2 separate regions of the Homo sapiens genome follow, and region 1 is linked to region 2. The links are chromatin contacts, found by Hi-C or POLR2A ChIA-PET in ENCODE. All regions are on one chromosome and are shown on one strand. Each heading gives the region's core, a stretch centred on a gene start or an enhancer-like site at or near the end of the contact. The rest is flanking DNA. Distances are from core to core; before and after follow the strand shown.

Evidence for each region. Hi-C counts contacts between places; a loop is a spot of excess contacts on that map. ChIA-PET counts read pairs that join two places held with the same protein, here RNA polymerase II (POLR2A). Pooled maps may share reads with other maps.
Region 1: a loop to region 2 is called in a pooled map, with 2.2 times the contacts of the local background. The contact joins the enhancer-like site here to the promoter of UBALD2 in region 2. A Hi-C loop is called at or near these places in 1 of 50 pooled maps. POLR2A ChIA-PET finds 5 or more read pairs at or near these places in 2 of 52 experiments (B cell and H1).

What each region holds. Positions count from the first base shown.
Region 1 is chr17:78,473,516-78,476,225 of GRCh38, forward strand. DNAH17 (dynein axonemal heavy chain 17) reads right to left here. Exons shown (of 81, transcript NM_173628.4): 53 at 2,154-2,318; 54 at 1,763-1,954. Among named protein-coding and RNA genes, the nearest start is that of DNAH17-AS1, 10 kb to the right of the region's middle. RefSeq lists enhancers at 1,428-1,477, 2,028-2,087. Within about 2 kb of position 1,281, at least 4 of the 41 ENCODE cell types and tissues checked have a DNase peak (open chromatin) inside an H3K27ac peak, as active enhancers do.
Region 2 is chr17:76,263,871-76,266,797 of GRCh38, forward strand. It overlaps UBALD2 (UBA like domain containing 2), which reads left to right and starts at 1,478. Exons shown (of 3, transcript NM_182565.4): 1 at 1,478-1,755; 2 at 2,037-2,099. The coding sequence starts at 1,636. LOC105371896 (a long non-coding RNA gene) reads right to left here and starts at 1,211. Exons shown (of 6, transcript XR_007065913.1): 1 at 1-1,211. RefSeq lists enhancers at 881-930, 2,191-2,290 and silencers at 1,281-1,580, 1,881-2,020.

The DNA.
Region 1 (2,710 bases), core at 31-2,530, 2.2 Mb after region 2:
CCTGGGCGACAGAGTGAGACTCTGTCTCAAAAAAAAAAAAAAAAAAAAAAGAAATGACAGTGATAGCAAAGCTGATTTGTGATGGGTGCAGGGACAGTGAAATTCCACAGCCCAGATCACAGAGCCACAGCAGCTGATGAATAAAATAGTACCGCTGAGGCTGAGGCTGAGGCTGAGCACCCACAATCAGCCCCAACAGGAAGGATCAGGGAGAAAATCCCCGCAGGGACGCAGAGCAAGGAAACGATGCCGTCATGAACGTAAACCAACGTGATTTAGTTAATAGACTAGAGACTTCAATGGAGAAAGCTCAGTAAAACCATACGGCTCCAGGTTCAAATGACACTTGAGTGGCCGCAGATACCAATGTGAACTAACTCCATCAGATGCGCTGAGAACCCATGACACACTACCGCTCATGGGTCCAGAGGACAGGGCTGTGTTCAGGAGTGCCCATCTGAGGAGTTCAAAAAAGAGCAGGCCGGCCCCTTTATACATGGAGTAGAATCTGCTGGGAAGGCAGAGAACAGCCAGCCAGAAACTGGAGGCTCTCCCAGAGGTTGGCCGTCCCTGGCACAGCCTGCACTGCCCCTCCAGGGTCTCTGCCTGCAGACACCTCCCACTGCTCCCAGCATCACTGGCTCCAGGTCTGCCTGCTAAAGCCACCAGCCCAGCGACTGTCTGAGGGCCACGTACTGCGGGAGGGTCCCCTTAGGTTCCCCCTTGGGTCTGGCATCGTCCTGGCCCCACAACAGCGGCCCCAGCACACAGAGAAGGCATGGCCGTGTAGGACGGCCCAATCGATTTCAGGTCTAATCTCAAGCACGATGATTCCTTCTGAACTAATGGCACGCAGTTGCCTGGGAGAGCAGATTTTCAGGAACAAGAAATCAATAAAAACCCTCAGCAGTGTGTGTTGGGCATGGGAGACCTTATGTTTAGTCTAATGTTTATTTCATTCATTCCAAAAGCAGCCATTCAGCATCTCAGGCATGCAGTTAGACACCCAGTCATGGCTCTGAATTCTGTAGTCTGGAGAGAATAGGTAACAATTTGGAACACTCAGTGACCAAGGGCAGGGATCCAACCTCTCTGCCTCTGTGATCTGGGTTGATTCTGTGGACTTGTGTCCATCGAGTAGTTGACAGACACACTCTTCACCTCAGTCACACGGACACGCACACTGGCTGGAAGGTTTCACACCCTTCACCTCAGTCACACTGGCCAGATTTCACACCCTTTACCTCAGTCACGCGGGCTGGAGGGTTTCACACTCTTCACCTCAGTCACCCGGGCACACACACTGGCCGGAAGGTTTCACTCTCTTCACCTCAGTCATGCGGGCCGGAAGATTTCACACCCTTCACCTCAGTCACATGGGCCGGGAGGTTTCACACGCTTCACCTCAGTCACACGGGCCGAAAGGTTTCAGACCCTTCACCTCAGTCACATGGGCTGGAAGGTTTCACACGCTTCACCTCAGTCACATGGACATGCACACTGGCTGGAAGGTTTCAGACCCTTCACCTCAGTCACACGGGCTGGAAGGTTTCACACTCTTCACCTCAGTCACACGGGCACGCACGCTGGCTGGAAGGTTTTCTGGCCTCTGCTTTCTAAGATAAAGACCCTTTGGATAAGGACTATTGGTGATGCTCGGATTCCCTGTACTCGCTGGCTTCATTTTGGAAAAGGGAGTGAAGTTTTTCTTTACTCCCTGACCCTACCCTGAAAGGCAGCCTATTGAACAGTAAGCTCTCACCTTGAGGTCGGGGATCCCGTAGCCCTTCTTGAGGGTGATCTGAAACACGTCAAGCCCGCTGATGTACGCTGCCAGGCGGGAGAGGCTCTGTTTGCCACTGCCGCCCACCCCCACCAGCAGGGCATTCCCCCGGGGAGACTCCAGGATGCGATTAATCCTGCAGATGTGAGCCACGGCGTCCTCAAACAGCACCTGCAGAAACCGGAGAGATCCCACAACATCTTGTAGCACCTGGAATCACCTCTGTCACCAGCACGGACTCTGCACATGCTGAGGTGTGCACTGTGTGCCACGCAGCCCCACACAATGCCACTCGGATGTCGATAATGCAACCGGAGAGGGTGACCCGGTCCAGGTCCCGTGCCCTTGCTATCAGCTCCAGCCTGCTCACCAAATTCATGACTGCATTAACTTCATTGTAGCTGTCCAGGACGTCCACGAGGAGCTTGTTCAGAGGAGCCATGTCGGTTACAGGAACATATTTGGGATCGCCAATCCCTTGAGCAAAGTGGCAGAAGATATTTGGCTTGGCAAATAAGAGTTCATCACCAAGATCCTAGAAAAAGAAAAAAAAAGACGATACTTCCGGTTTTTGCCACCATGACCACACAGATAGTTAACAGCAATTCAGTACTTTGCCAAGGTGGCCTAGGAGGTCACCACGGGGTCCCAGGCCAAGTCTCCAGGGGCCCAAACCTGCTGCCGTGGGCCCAGCAAACCACTGGGGCAAAATTTCCTAGAGTGGGAGGGTCTGATCCCCACTGTATCAGAAATGAATTCATAGTCCAAAGAAATGATTCCACCAAGAACACACGGGACACACCAGCGAGGCACACAGAGCCAAGCAGGGCCTTTCTCCACCCCAAGTGGACAGAGGGAGGTGATCACACCCTGATCTACTGAGCACTCAATTCCTCCTCACTCAGACCCACAGCCACGTGCCGGAGT
Region 2 (2,927 bases), core at 228-2,727:
AGGCAGGAGGATCACTTTAGTCCAGGAGTTCAAGACCAGCCTGGGCAACAATAGTGAGATCTCATCTCTACCAAAAATTCAAAAATTAGTCAGGCATGGTGGTGTGTGCCTGTAGTCCCAGCTACTCGAGAGGCTGAGGCAAGAGGATCGCTCGAAGTTACAGTGAGCCATGATCATGTCACTCTAGCCCTATCTAACAACCACCACCACCAAATTTTGGACTTTAAAGGGCTACCACTGAGAAACAGTATCTCTGTAGAAACACTCACTGTTTGTTATTGTTTGTTTTTATTTGGTAGAGATGGAGTCTGTGCTATGTTGCCCAAGCTGGTGTTGAACTCCCGGCCTCAAGTTATCCTCCTGTCTCGGCCTCCCAAAGTGCTGGGATTATAGGTGTAAGCCATCCCAACCCCAGACTCCACCCCTACTGCCACCCGTTGTTTTTTTAAAAGATGGTAGAAATTAAAGCTTCATCTTAGCTTTCGTGACAAGCAAGAGAAAAAAAAAAAAAGAAAATTAAAGCTTCAGTTAGGTCAACCGATTTAACAAGAAAAAATTCTTGACTTGGCATTTTGGCCACTGAGAAAGTCTCACTTTTTTCCTTGCATATTTCCTTGCATATCGTATTTATTGTACATAAATCTTGGCTTCCATCTTCAGAGAGCAAAGTCTTTGGTCTAAAAACTGAGAAAATACTGCTCGATCCTTGCGGTGGGTAGTGATTAGAAGAGGGCAGGACGCGGGTTCCTAGGGTGCAAGTAACGTTCTGTTAATTGATCTGGGTGTTCACTTGGTGAAAAGTCTGGAAGCTGTACCTGCGACATCGCACTTTCCTAATGTACGTTATATTTCAATAAAAGATTTTTTTAAATTGGACTGCTTGAAAGTTATTTTTAAAAATTACATGCTTTTGAGACTTGAGCAGCTGCAAAGGCTCTGTTTTCTATTTTGATCATTCTGTTTCTCGAGATGACCACATCTTTCAGAGGAAATGAGTCAAAGCCACTCTGTCTTGCTTTTCCAGCTGAGCATGTTCTGTTTCAATGAAGTAATGAATGAACTTGGCCGCACCACCCCCAAGCCTACAACAGCAAACAGAGGGCCCTCGGCCAATCAGCAGGCACTCCGGGTTTTCAAGTTGAGTTCAAACAGGACCACCGGAGGCCAATCAGAGTGCGCGGCCCCGCCCCGAACGCCCGGCCGTGACCAACCACGAGGCCGGATGAGCCAAAACACAGCGGCCGGCCAATGCTGGGGAGCCCCACGGCGCCGAGCTCCGCCAATGGGCGCGGCCGGGCGAAAAGAGAAACAGTGAGGGCCCCACAGGCCGCAGGATTCGAATCGAACGTCCTTACGGGAGCCGGGCGCTGGCGGAGCGGCGCCCCGGCCAATCAGCGGCAGTCCCCGAACGTTGGGCCGGCCCAGCCCCGCCCCGCGCTGTTGTTTGTGGTGTCGGCCGGGCCGCGGGAGTCGAACCACAACATTCGCCGGGCGGGCGGCGGCGGAGCGGGCGGCGGAGCGGCGGCAGCAGCGGTGAGCGCGAGCCCCGGAGCCCCGGGCGGCCGGCCTCCCGCGCCCGCGCAGCCCCGCGTCTGCGTCCGGCCGGAGACGCCGGGCCCCGCGCCGCGCCGCGCCATGTCGGTGAACATGGACGAGCTGCGGCACCAGGTCATGATCAACCAGTTCGTGCTGGCCGCGGGCTGCGCGGCCGACCAGGCGAAGCAGTTGCTGCAGGCGGCCCACTGGCAGTTCGAGGTGCGAGCCTGGCCGCCGCGGGGCCGGGCCGCGGGGGTCGGGGACGCCGGGCGGCGGCGGGGGCGGGGAGCGCTCCTGTTGTCGGCCCGGAAGGCGATCGGCGCCCGCGAGCGGGTCTTACGCGGGACCGGGGCCGGGACCGGCTCCCCTCTGCACGTGGGGCAGCCGAGGGTCGGGGGCCGCGGGCCGGGCGCGGAGGCGGGGAGAGCCGGTGGGGGGCCCAGCCGCTGCGTTTCCTGACTCCGCCTGGCCCGCCGTGTCACTGCCCTGTTTGTCCGCAGACCGCGCTGAGCACGTTCTTCCAAGAAACCAACATTCCCAACAGCCACCACCACCACCAGATGGTAAGCGGCGGCGGGCAGGGGCGCGGGCCGGGGCCGCTGTCAGCGCGGCGGTGACAGCCATGTTGCCGGGGAGCGCCGCGCCGCGAATGTAAACAAAGAGCCAAAATGTCTTCCAGGAAAGAGCGGCTCCCGGGCCGGCGCTGGCGCCTCCAACTTTGAGGCCCGCCTCCCGGGCTGCTGCTGCTTGGCCTCGGGACTGGTGCCCGGCACTGGTCCCTGGGGGGAAGCGGCGCCAAAGTTGGGGGGAGGGGGAGAGGGCCGGGGGCCTGGCGAGGGGCTCAGGAGCTGGGGGACCCCAGAGCCAGGGGATGGGGAGGGGGAGAGGGTGATGCCCGGACGTCTGGGGCACTGGGAAGCCCGCGCGAAGGGCCCAGGGAGGGCGATGGGGGTGCTTGTGTTTATGGGGACCCCCTCGTGCTGTTGAGTGGTTTCCCCCCTCCCCCTCCACACACACACACACCCAGCGCTACAGGGAACAGGAAAGGCATGAATCCACCCTGGCTCAGGAAGCCGGGCTCTACCCACAAAGATCTGTTCAACCTTCCGAAGCCCAAGGGGACTGGGAAGTTGGAAGGACATACATCCCCCAAGCCAGGAGGACACACAGATTTTGACCCAAGATAAGGCCAGGAATGTGTCTTTAATCTCTGTGTTGAGCTCCACCAGCCCAGCACACAGAGAAGTGGTCCGGGGTCTGGATTTGCTTTCTTTTTCATTCTAGCCCAGGCCCAAGCTTTTGCCCTCCTGGCCATGGGGTACTCTGCTTTCTTGAGGCCCAGGACATCTCTCCTGTACCCTACCCCCCTAGTTACCTATTAGCCCTGCTGG